2 separate regions of the Homo sapiens genome follow, and region 1 is linked to region 2. Evidence: chromatin contacts called from ENCODE Hi-C or POLR2A ChIA-PET data. All regions are on one chromosome and are shown on one strand. The core of a region is the stretch at or near the end of the contact, and the rest is flanking DNA. Distances in the headings are between cores, read along the strand shown.

Region 1 (5,954 bases), core at 3,070-5,569, 36 kb after region 2:
TTATTTTTAAAAAGATATTAAAAATATAACAAGAAGGAGAGGACCTAAAAGGAAAGGATTTCTCTAAGAACTATCTCTAACTTTTATTGTAAGATCCATTGTTAGTAATCCATGCTGTAAGGAAATCAGGAGAGTAGTTACTGCTGGGAGGGGTCCCAACTGGACGGAAGCACAGTTGCATACCTAGGTGCACTAATGTTCTGTCTCCTAACCTGGGTGCACAGGTTATGTTCAGTTTGAAACTGAACTGGTATGTTCAGTTTGAAACTTCATGGAGCTGTATACCTATGACATATACACTTGTCTGTATGTATATTATGCCTCCATAAAAAGTAAAAGAAGAAACATTGCAAATGAAGATGACCAATTAAGAACTTCACCCTCTTTTAATCTGGAGCACAAAACTTTGCAAGAAGCATAAGTTAAAACTTTCCTGTGATGCAGACCCAGGTATTTGTGGCTCTGCTAAAGACCTTAGCAATGGCCACTGTCGTGGGTTCCTTTTGGTGACCCCCTGTGAGCAGATCTCTCTTTAAGGCTTTGGACACCTCCAGTGGAGAAAGAGGAAAGGAGGCAGAGCAGAGGTCAATTCACTCTGACTCCGACCTCCCACAGAGACCAGACTGTTGGTTCCTGCTCATTTTCCACACTTCATTTCTGATTTTAGTGACTGTCAGCACTAACATGCCTATCACAGATGCCTGCCTGGCCTAACAGAAAAGACTAGATGGCTGTCTGCCCTCAGCAGAGGGATTCCCAAGAGGCACTTCATACCACATGCACATGTCTTCTTAAGCTCAGGATCTCCTGAGTTTTAGCTAGAGAAAGCCTAGGAATAGGGTATATTTACCAATTTATTTTGTAGTAGTTATAAACAAGTACCCTATGTTAAATTAAGTTTGACCTAAACCTGCCCCCTTACATATTTTAAGTTTGGCCTAAAGATTTCTCCATAGATAGTGAACTGAAACCTAACTGGATGTATAAACAGGCTGTAAACGACTTTTGTACAAATCATTGAGTTTCGGCCAATCACATGTGGCCAAGTGTTCAAACCACGTTCAAACAAGACAAACACCGGGCTGTAACAAGTCCAGCTGTTTCTGTACCTTGCTTCCATTTTCTGTCCACAAATTTTCTTAGACCATGTGGCAGTGCTGGAGTCTCTCTGAACCTGTTCCGGTTTGGGGGCTGCACAATTCACAAATCGTTCTTTGTTCAATTAAACTCTATCAAATCGAATTTGTCTAAGGTTTTTCTTTTAACACCTAAAAATTGTTTCCAAAGATAAAAAATATTTTTTTCTTCCTCAAATCTCTGGTTCACCAAACTCCTCACAAATTTATATTAGACAAAATGCTTTGTGCTAGAAAGAAACAGGTTGACACTCAGTGAGACACAGGAAAAGTTAACCAGCCCACTGCCCCTTCCAAGAATGTAAGTGGTGAAGGGGATGGAAGTGGTCTGGCAAATGAAATAAGATTGATCAGATATTGATCAATCAATATTGAAGCTGGAGCATAGGTACATGGGGATTTATAATACTCTTCTTTCTAATTTACGTAGTTTTGAAATTTTCCATAATTCTAAAAGTTTTAACAAGACAACAAGACATTTAAGGTGAGTGCCAGATGGCCAGTGTGGATGATTAAATCTAATATGATCAAATTCACAAATGAAGACAAATGTTCATGTTATAAAAGAAACTGTCTTTTCATTGAGGAGGAGTCCTTCTCATTATCAACAGAGTTTGGCATTAAACAGGAAGTCCTAGAGGTGAGGGATTTTTCTCATGTCAAGTGCTCATTTTGTAAAGCTATTCCACCTGGTGCAGTAGACAATACATGGGCTTTGGAGTCAGGTTGATGTTGGTTTGAATACTAACTCCGTTGTTTACTGGCTATATAATCTCAGAAGCAATATTTAACTTTCCAAAACTCAGTTTCCTCAACTCCAAAACACAGAATTGTGCTGTGAACCAAATGTGTTAAAGTGCTAAGTACAGTGCCTAGAATATAGAGGGTGTTTACTTTTATCAGCGTTGCATTAATATTACCAACATCGTTGAAACAAAGACTATGCATATGGTATAAATTACACGGACGCGTAATCTGTTGTTTTCCTGAGGTATTAGCATTCCCTTCCATGATCTCTGATAGTAGTAACATTTATCAGCTTAAGATTTACCAAGAATCTGTATGATTTTAGTGATTTGAGCCATTAAGCTAATTGGGTCATATTGTAGAATTCTCTCTCTAGATCACATTCACTTTCTTTCAGTTGATATGTTCTAATGCCTGGAAGGTCACCTTTGACATCCTAATCACAAAGTTAAAGGCCTTTTCCTGTTTCTCCTGCTCTTTGATTCTTCTGCAGCCAATGGGCTATTGGCCACTGTTCATTCTTGAAATTACACTATTTTATTGTCTGACATGATGCTGTGTTTTCCTGGTTCCCTTCCCACCGCTTGACAGCTTGTTTCTTTTTCTTCATTAGCTCCTTCTTTATCTACCTTTTAAAAATGAGAAATTATTTAGTTCAATCCTTGGCTCTGGCTTTCCTAGGATATACCCTCTCCTCTTATTTCCAACATCTCCTCCATGCAGATGACTCCTGAAACTCCACCCAAAACCTCATTGGCAATCAACACAGCAAAGCAATGAACATTTTACTTGATCACTGAACCTTCACCAATACCTCAACATCTCTAGGTATAAGTTTCTCATCTGAGCTCAAAACTGTCTTTCTCTACAGATTCCTCCATTATTCCAGTCTTTTAGGACTGAAATCTCAACTTTATATCTTCCCTTTCCTCTATGGAAAGTATCTAAGTAGTGACCACTAGAGTTTGGATATGGTTCGTTTGTCCCCACCAACCCTCATGATTAAATTTCATTCCCAGTGTAGCAGTGTTAGGAGGTGAGGCATAATGAGAGGTGTTTCAGTCATAGGGGTGGATCCCTCATGAATAGATTAATGCCTTCCCTGGGGTTGGCGGGGGTTGGGGGTGGTGAATGAGTTTCCACTCTATTAGTTTCCACAAGAATTGGTTGTTAAAAAGGAGCTGGCACCTCCTCTCTCCCTCTCACTTCCTCTTGCCATGTAATCTTTACAGGAGCTGGCTCCCCTTCACCTTTTGCCATGAGTGGAAACTTCTGAGATCTTCACCAGAAGACAACCACAGTTTGGTGTCATGCTTCTTGTATAGTCTGCAAAACAATGAGCTAAATAAACTCTTTTCCTTTATAAATTACCCAGCCTCAGGTATTCCTCTATAGCAACACAAAATAGACTAAGATAGTGACCAAGCCTTGTTGATTCTTATTTCACAGTGCTGGTTATATTCCTACTGACAACAAGCTAAATCGGACTCTTTTACCTTTCCTAGGATTGCTGAAAAGGCTCCTTAATGGTTTCCTCAATTTCAACATCAGTTACCTCCATTCTATACCCCACATCTATGTCAAACTACCTCTCCCCAAAACACTGTCAGACCATGCCACTCTGCCAATCAGAAGCCTTCCAGGACTCCTCATTGCTTACTGGACTGTATCTAAAACCTTCAGCTCAGAGTTCAAGAGCCTCCATAATGGGCCTCAATATACTTTTACTACCTCCCCTTCCCTCAACTTGTCTACATAAAATAACAACTCCAGATAAACTTATTTCCTTACTCTCTTCCAAATATACTTTTATCCTTCCATTCATCTTCCTTTTTCTTAGACTACTTTCCCCACCAAAACTGCCTTCCTAACCTAATCCTAACTCCCAAATGGGACCAAGGTCAGATCTCACTTCTTTAGTAATGATGTTCCTCATTCTCTAAGTTGAACTAATCGCTCCTTTCAAAAAAGTTTCCACAATTCGTATTCAGATAATACATTTGGTAATTAACCACTTACTGCCTACTGACATCTTTTCCATTATTGCTTGCTACTATTAAGTGCTTTATTGTTATTTAAGTTTTCATATTTGTAAATCTTGTCTCTCCAACTTGATTGTTTACCTCTTCTTTTAAAAGGGGCAAGCCTATCCTCTTTGTATCTCACAAAGCATTTAAGAGTAACTTGTACAATGTATTAACTTTTTGTCCAAATAATTTTAGAAATGTTTACCTCCAATAGTTAGGAACTATTCACATCGCTTTGTATTCTTTCAGTTAATATGTCTTCATGATGGTCCTCAGAGCTTTGAGAAAGCATGCATCTCCAAAATGTGTGTGTATTCTGTCATGGTTTGTATGCTGGATCCTTTCTCCTGGCTTCACGGCAGATTTGGCCTTTAACTATATGGCAGATTTGGCCTTTAACTCTACCATTAAACCAACTGAGTATGATTTCTAAACATAGAGAATAGACAGCTAGATTAGTTATGCTGTAGTAATGTGAAATAAGAATTTTCTTCCCCCTACCCCACACAGATCTTACTCAATAAAATTGTTTTTAAAAATGTGGGCTTGATTACTCACTGTTATTTTCATCTAGTATTAATTTAAATATTCAAGTGTTTTGAAAATAAATGAATGTGATATGTTCATTGACCTATTTGTAAGAAGCTAGATATCCGCAAATTGTGAAATACAGTCAACTAGCAATTATCCTCATACAGATCCAGGCTTTACCTTATGACTAGTGATCTGTGGTCTGTTGCCAACCAGCTCTCTTCTTCCTCCAGCTCACACCCAACCTACTTTACCCAACCACACTGAAAATAAATGTTCACTTGGTCCAACATACTAACATCAATCTAACACAGGTTGAAAAATAAGTATCTTATATGCCAATCTCCGTTGATTTGTACCAGCTGCCTGGATTGCAGTGATGCAAAGAATTCTAAAGCTATATCCAGATTCATCAGGAAAGGCCTATTAGTGAGTCTGCTATGAGCACAAGACAAGATGTGTTGGCACTTGAACCATGAATTTGCAATCTCCAGCCAAAGCAAAACTTACAATGTGGAGTTTCTTGTAGGGACCAAAGTGAAACTACCCCTTTGCCCTCTGAGGTTTTGCTGAAAACTCAGCTGACAAAAAGGTTAATAGGAGAAAAGGCACACAAAATTTTATTGTAATGTGCATAGCACAGGGGATCACAGGAGAATGATAGAAGTGATATGCCCTTTTCCATAGGGGAGGAAGGAGATGGGAAGTGTAGACATTTCTTTTAAGGAGCAGTAAGTAATTAGGGAAAAATAATGCACCTGGGAGGTGGGAGGCAGACATTATGGGAAGGTGAGGGGTGGAACTGCACAGGAACAAAGGTCATCTTATTATGCAAATTGAGTCCCACAGGTAATCTCTTGGAGCTGCTCTCAGGAGAATAGATGAAAAGTCTGTCTGGGCAGGGTGAAGATTCCCAGTCTCTTCTCTTCTCAGGTGATTAATCTTTCCTGGTTATTTGATGAGGTCCCTAAGGAAAGCATTTAAGATAATTGCATTTATTTTGGAAAGGAGCTTTCTTGGTCACATAAAGAAATTCCAGGAAGAGTCCTTCCTTGTGCTTAAGAGACAAGACAAAGGTAGAGGAACCTTCATTCTTAGGCAGCTTCTAGGGCTCCTCAGCACATCACAGCAACAGTCTTTGGGGCATCACTTTCTGGGCCCCAACATTCTCAAAGGCAAAGATTCTGTTTTATTCATCTCTACACATCTTCCTCTCTTCCCCTTTTACTAAGTCATGGCAGATATAGCCTGCTATGAAGTTGGCACCATTAGAGAAGGTATGGTTGCTTAGCTGTATCTGTGCCTAAAGTGAACATGTGTACTCTTAGTCACACCCAGTTTCTACTTCCACTTCTTGTGGAAACAGTCCCCATCTTCATTTAGAAATCCATTCATCTCCTATTTTCAGTCTACATGGTTCCAGGGAGATGACCATAACACAAGCTCATTGTGACATGTGATTCAGACCACCCAACATGATTATTACATTTTTCAATAACTGGCTTAGAAAGGA
Region 2 (6,033 bases), core at 1,208-3,707:
GGTGGTTGCACATTTATTTGGATTTTTTAATGCCTAATGCCCGCATCCCTGAGAAAGTATAAAGAGACATTTTGTATGAAGCAGAGACTGTTATCTGTTCCCTATTCCACATCTTAAGCTAGTCTCGAGTTCACTAAAAAGTTAGGTTTGAATAGCAATTAGAGAAGTTGAATTTTTTAGAAACTTTGTGAGACTCTGGACAAAAACAGTGCTACTTTTAGGCCTGGAGACTTTGAGTTGAGACAAAAGACAGTTTCCCCATTGTTATGTGGAAATTAGCTCCCCCTGACACCTCCAAAGTTGCCAGCAACATTGAAGACAGGAAGGCTAGACTGTGCAATGAACATGGGCATTCTCCCACAGCACTGTGGAGTCAATGGTAGGACAGCGGGCTAAGGTGTAGCGAGAAAGAGAGGGAGTCCACGGCTTGGACTGAAGGGAAGGAGTGTGACTCACACGCTGCTCCCAAGCCAATGGGAGATCCTCTTTAGAAGCAGTAGGAAATATCTTGAAGGAAGGCACTTAAGGTGGCTGAGCAAGGTGGGAAAATCGGAGACTTTTCATGAGTGAGTGTGAAGAAGAAATTCAGGATTATTGATGTCATTGTGATTTCACTTGTATCTGCAGAAAATAAGAAATAAAAATTGCTTTAAATACTTAAAAAATAAAAATAATCATGAATGTGTGTGTCTCTATTCTGGATTCCCTTGTGTTCTATTTTTTATATGTTTAGATTTATGCCAATACCTCACCATGTAGTTTATTATAGGTAAGTAAGTCTAAATATCAGGTCAAATAAAACCTCAAAAATTGTTGGTTTTTCCCCCCACAATTGTTTAGACTATTCTAGTTCCCTTGCATTTCCATATAAATTTTTAAAAAGCTAGCCAATTTATAAAATAGAAAAAGTGCCTGATGGGATTTGGATTGAATTTGACAAAGGTGCCAAAGTAACTCAATGAACAAAGCACCATCTTTGCAACAAGTGTTGCTGAAAAAATTGAATAGACTTACACAAGAGAAAAATAAAAACCCTCCATTCTTACCTTATCATATACAAAAATTAACTTGAAATGGATTATAAGAAGAAAACATAGGAGAATGTCTTTGCAGCCTTGGGTTAGGGGAATAATTCTTAAGACATAAAAAGCAGAAACCATAAAAGAACTAATCAATAATTGTACTTTATCAAAATAAAAACTTTTACTCTAAGACACTAGAGAAAATGAAAAGGCAAGCTACAGACTGTCGGAAAATATTTGTAAACCATGTATCTGATAAAAAAAACTCTTAGAACTAAATAATAAGACAACAAACAACGCAATAAAATAAAATAAATAGTAAGTTGGACATTAATCCCAAATAAGACCTAGGAACAGCAAAAGAGTGCATGCAAAGATGCTCAATATCATTAGTCATTAAAATAATGCAAATTGAAACTATGGTAAGCTACTACTACACATCCACTAGAATGGCTAACACTAAAGACTAACAAGACCAAATGTTGTGGAGGATGTAGGGCAACTAGAATTGTCATATATCACTGTTAGGAATGCAAAATGATAGTGCTACTTTGGAAAACAATTTGACAGTTTATTATAATGTTAAATATACATGTACGTGTAACTCAGAAATCCTATTTCTAGGTATTCACCAAAGGGAAGTGAAAATATGTATCTATACAAAGACATATAACAATTATTTTCCACTGTAATTATGATATCTTCCTAATACTTGGTTTGCCATTTTTTAAAAGCTAACATTTCTCTATAAATAATTTCCTTTTTAATATTTTGAGTGACTGAATATCTTGGTTCTTTCTCTCCTTTACTTGAAACTTAGAACACATAAACTAGAACTCTTTTATCAACCTTATCATGGACTCTTAAAAGGATGTTATGATTTTTGATGGAATAGAAAAAGGACTTCAGACCCAAACTGGTACATATTAAGCTGGTGCAATAGTAATTGCAGTTTGCCATTACTTTAATGGCAAAGACCGCAATTACTTTTGCACCAACCTAATATTATTGTTATGTGTATATCCGGCCACCTGAAAAGGTTCTAGGTTTTTAGATTCTGTGTGTGTGTGTGTGTGTGTGTGTGTGTGTGTGTGTGTGTGTGTGTGTGTGTGTTGCTACCTCTGGAACTCCTCAAAATCTTAATGGAGCAATTATAAGTGTCATTTCCTTTAACTTTTTCCTTCAGGTTACTTTTACATGTAGGCTGTCTTTACGTGTCTAAATATTTAACCGCATGAATGGAGCCTTCTTCTAGTTTTTTTCTTGAGGGTTGGATTCTGTGTAGGTACAGATCTTGACCCCTGACATCTTTATGCACAAAGAACAATAGTCAAATCAGCAGTCATTACTCTTTGGTTTAAGAGGAGGTCAGCCAGGACAATGAGCTGAAAGTCAAGGTAACAAAAGAACTGAGGGCTGCACTGGGTCCTCTTCACAAATGAGTGAACTTGATTCTTGCTTATTGGGATGTGAGGAATCTGGGGCTATTTCAGGAATGTTAGCAATTTTGCCCTAAAGCAACTTTGATCTTGTTGCTCCTCCCCTTGCTTGGTCATTAACTGGGAACATGGAGACCAGCTCCACTCTTTGACTTCTCAAAGAGTCACTGCTTACTGCATAAATACATCTCCTCTTACTGTACTCTTTTCCTGGAAGAAAAAATACCAATCCTCTCCCCTGAGAGGGGCTTCAACTTCTCGTTTTCAAAACTATTTACCCCAGCTGATGCCCTAACTAAAAAAGCATGCCTTTGAAACTGGTAAGCAAAGGCCAGGGAAGGAAAATGAGAATCTGCCAGCCACAACTTCCTCAAGTAAGAATTCCCTTCTGTCTTCTCCAACCCATCCTCAAATCCCACCAGAGATGGGGTTTCCAGCGGCTTTAGGAAATTCCTCAAAAACAGGGGAGGGGGAAATTATGTACAACTTCCACTGTATCTAGCCACAAGAAGGTGGTCTGTTACCCACCCTTTCTTTCCCTTTAGGCTTTTAACTGTTAGCAGTGGCAATTAATATAAATTAGCCAATGACATTGTATGCTTCATTCTTCTGGAAACAGCTAGTTTGTTAGTGGTTAGGCCTACTTACCTCCCAGAGAAATCTGTGGGCGTTCTTTATATGAAGAAACTCTCCAAAATCCTCATGTTTCCACATAAGTGAGGATCAAAGTAAGAATTCCATTGTCTCCTGTTAAATTCTGTTCCTCAGACTATAGCCTGAGTAGAGTCATCTTTCATTCAAATTCTCCCCACACATTTCTGAGGTTTAGGGGCTGTCATCTACAAGATTTAGAGATTTGCATGCATTTTATCGTGTTTTCAAAAATTAAGAGGCAAATTCCCTCAGAGCAATTACCAAGACTTGTGTAAGAGTCCCTCACCTTAGGAAAAGAAATCACCAGCACACTTGTTCAAACAAAACCCACGCCAGTTTTCTTTATTTTATAATCTTATAAAAATGTTTTACTTACACCATGGGATTCCGAACATGTTTATGAACATTTTCCAAATGTTTTGAAGTCCAGGGTTGGGAGCCCAGTAATTGTCAATGGATGAGTTAGAGGGTATGTTTGCACCGGCGGCTTTTGTCTTTCCCTCCCACTCACCGGGACTGTCTCTCACAGACTCACGGTGACCTTGGCTAGTTTTGGAGACCTGCTTTGATTTATGAAGTTCTCATAGGGCAATGTTTTCAAATAAGTTGTTTGTGTGGCCATCAGCCTAGTGGTTTCCAGAGTGCTTTCCCACTTGCTCTCTCTTTGAGTCCCACAATAACAAAAGAGGATAGGCCTTTGGCACCAAGCTTGAGAGACCTGGGTTGTTCTATATAAGTTCAATTTTCTAGCTAATAGAAATTTATCTTATATACTATCCAATTGATAAATAAAAATTTATTGAGGAATTCCTAACTGTTCACAGTTAGTATTCAGTAAAGCACTTTTAAATTTAAAAATAAAGGAATACTAGGCAAGACTGATTTATCTTTTGATGATTCAAAAAGTACCTCAGGATTCTGCAGCATTTCAGGCTCATTTTGCTGAAACTCCATTATCCCTGTTGTTGGCATTCAGTGCTAGGTTATGTTAGATTATCCTGAAAGTTATTTCATACACATATTTATGTAGCACAACGTAGCATTCAGAATTGCAGCAGGCCCCTAACTAATGAAAATGTATGCTTGCAAGACAGATGCATATGGCAGTAATTATTCAATTTACAAAGCATTCACCTTTAGAATTCCTTTGCATGGCATTTAGATTTCCAACTACACCTATAGCTTTATGAACATACTTCTGGTTCACGGAGTTCCTTTTGTCTCCCTCCAGCATAACCACACACTCACACATGCATATCCCTATACAGATACTCTAATTTGTCTGACGAACTTCCCTCCCAAGTAGTAGTCCCTAAGAATAAGATGAAAAAGAATCTCGTTGCTCTCCCATGGCCATTCTGCCTTCCTCCTAGAGTCAATATGCTGCAGTGAGGTCTTCTAGATCACCTAGTCTGATCTCATTTTCTAGATGAGAACCCATGGCCCAGAGAAGTTAAAGCACTTAGCTGAAGTCACAGAGTTTGTTAGTGGCAGAGCTGGGACTAGAAACCAAGCCATGAGCCTCACATCACAGCATCTGCTCTTCCCACTAAATTCTCTTCCCACAACTCCCTTGGAAAGATACGCCTCTTTTTCCAGAGACCTACTCAGACAACAACTTTGCAGTCTGCCTGAGAAACTCATTTTCCACATTTAATCATGTACACTCTCACTGAAGCTGATTTAATCTGATCGGAATTGTCCATGGTATAGAAAAAAGGTCACATCCAGATGGAGATGGGTGGAGGTGGTCACCATTTAATACAACATACTGTTTCTACCCAAAATGGTTATACTAACCTAACCCTCTATAATTTTTTTTTAACCAAGACTGAGTATTCTAAATTCCTTAGCGTTGTCTCAAACCCCTGTGTTTTATTCTTTAATTATTTTGATGGACTTCTCCAAAGCCATCCTATTTTAGCATCCATTCTTCCCATTCCTCTTGATTCAATGGTGCAGCTCAGTTGAAATGCAGGGTTGTACACAGGCCCTGCTCAGAGCTGTCCATTGCAGAAAGGTAGCACAGGCTTATTACCAATTTTAGTTCTTTCATTTTACAAAATTTTAGCACTTTCCTTTGATTAGAATAAAATTCCCACAAGATTAAATCATTTCTTCTTGTAGGCCTGTGAACTAAAGCAGCTATCTCTTTGGGGCTGTGAATGGAAGCATACAATTTTCATCATTACAACTATTGTTGCAACAGACTTTATTTTTAAACTACTTAATATATGACTTTTTAGAGGCCTGATCTGCCTTTTCTTTGAGGTGGAAATATTTGTCACAATCTTGTTCTGCTGCCCAATAAATCAAAATGTTGAGCCTCTTGTAATAAAAATAGTTGCTTTGATGTATAACCTTAAATGTCTAATTTCCTACCAGCAATAATGAGGCTTTCTCCAGCCATTCTGGGGGAACTGGGTTTCCTTTTTTCTGTCCTTTTGTTTTTCTAACATGTGGGCTGTCTAATGACAGGATTTTGTATTCCAGATGTTTTGGCGAGAGAAAGCAGTAAGCGACGGTACACATCTCAGGCCTTCATACCACCCAAGTGGCTGTTACATCACTGGCCAATGTGAGCCTATCCAGACTATCTCTGCCCACCCCCCTCCCCCACCCACACTTTATTTAATGTTGCTAACCCTTTAGACATCAACACAAAATCACAGAAATTCTTTTATGCAGCTATTACTACACAGACATCCAAAGAGCAGGGAAAGAATCTAAAACCACACAGAAGTTAAAACCCATGTGGTTTTAATAAGAAGAAAAGAAAGAGATGGTTTAATTAAGTAATAAGACTAGACTCCCTGGTGGTTAATAAGGTAATTTGCCACATGATTAAAGGTATGTATATGCAAGTTGAATTTCTGCGGTAACATTATTGCTCAAATGGAGGCTCTTTGGAAACTGGG

The links. A loop is a pair of places that touch in the nucleus more often than their neighbours do. ChIA-PET counts read pairs that join two places held with the same protein, here RNA polymerase II (POLR2A). Pooled maps may share reads with other maps.
Region 1: a loop to region 2 is called in a map of PC-9, with 6 times the contacts of the local background. The contact joins the promoter of LINC01335 here to the enhancer-like site in region 2. A Hi-C loop is called at or near these places in 3 of 168 maps with a recorded cell type or tissue (PC-9, gastrocnemius medialis and posterior vena cava) and 1 of 50 pooled maps. POLR2A ChIA-PET finds 5 or more read pairs at or near these places in 3 of 52 experiments (BJ, MCF 10A and PC-9).

The regions. Positions count from the first base shown.
Region 1 is chr5:74,304,006-74,309,959 of GRCh38, forward strand. LINC01335 (long intergenic non-protein coding RNA 1335) reads right to left here and starts at 4,320. Exons shown (of 3, transcript NR_105009.1): 1 at 4,116-4,320; 2 at 3,134-3,209; 3 at 2,405-2,512.
Region 2 is chr5:74,269,739-74,275,771 of GRCh38, forward strand. No RefSeq gene overlaps it. Among named protein-coding and RNA genes, the nearest start is that of LINC01335, 36 kb to the right of the region's middle. Within about 2 kb of position 2,458, at least 2 of the 41 ENCODE cell types and tissues checked have a DNase peak (open chromatin) inside an H3K27ac peak, as active enhancers do; they include PC-9, where a contact is called at or near this core.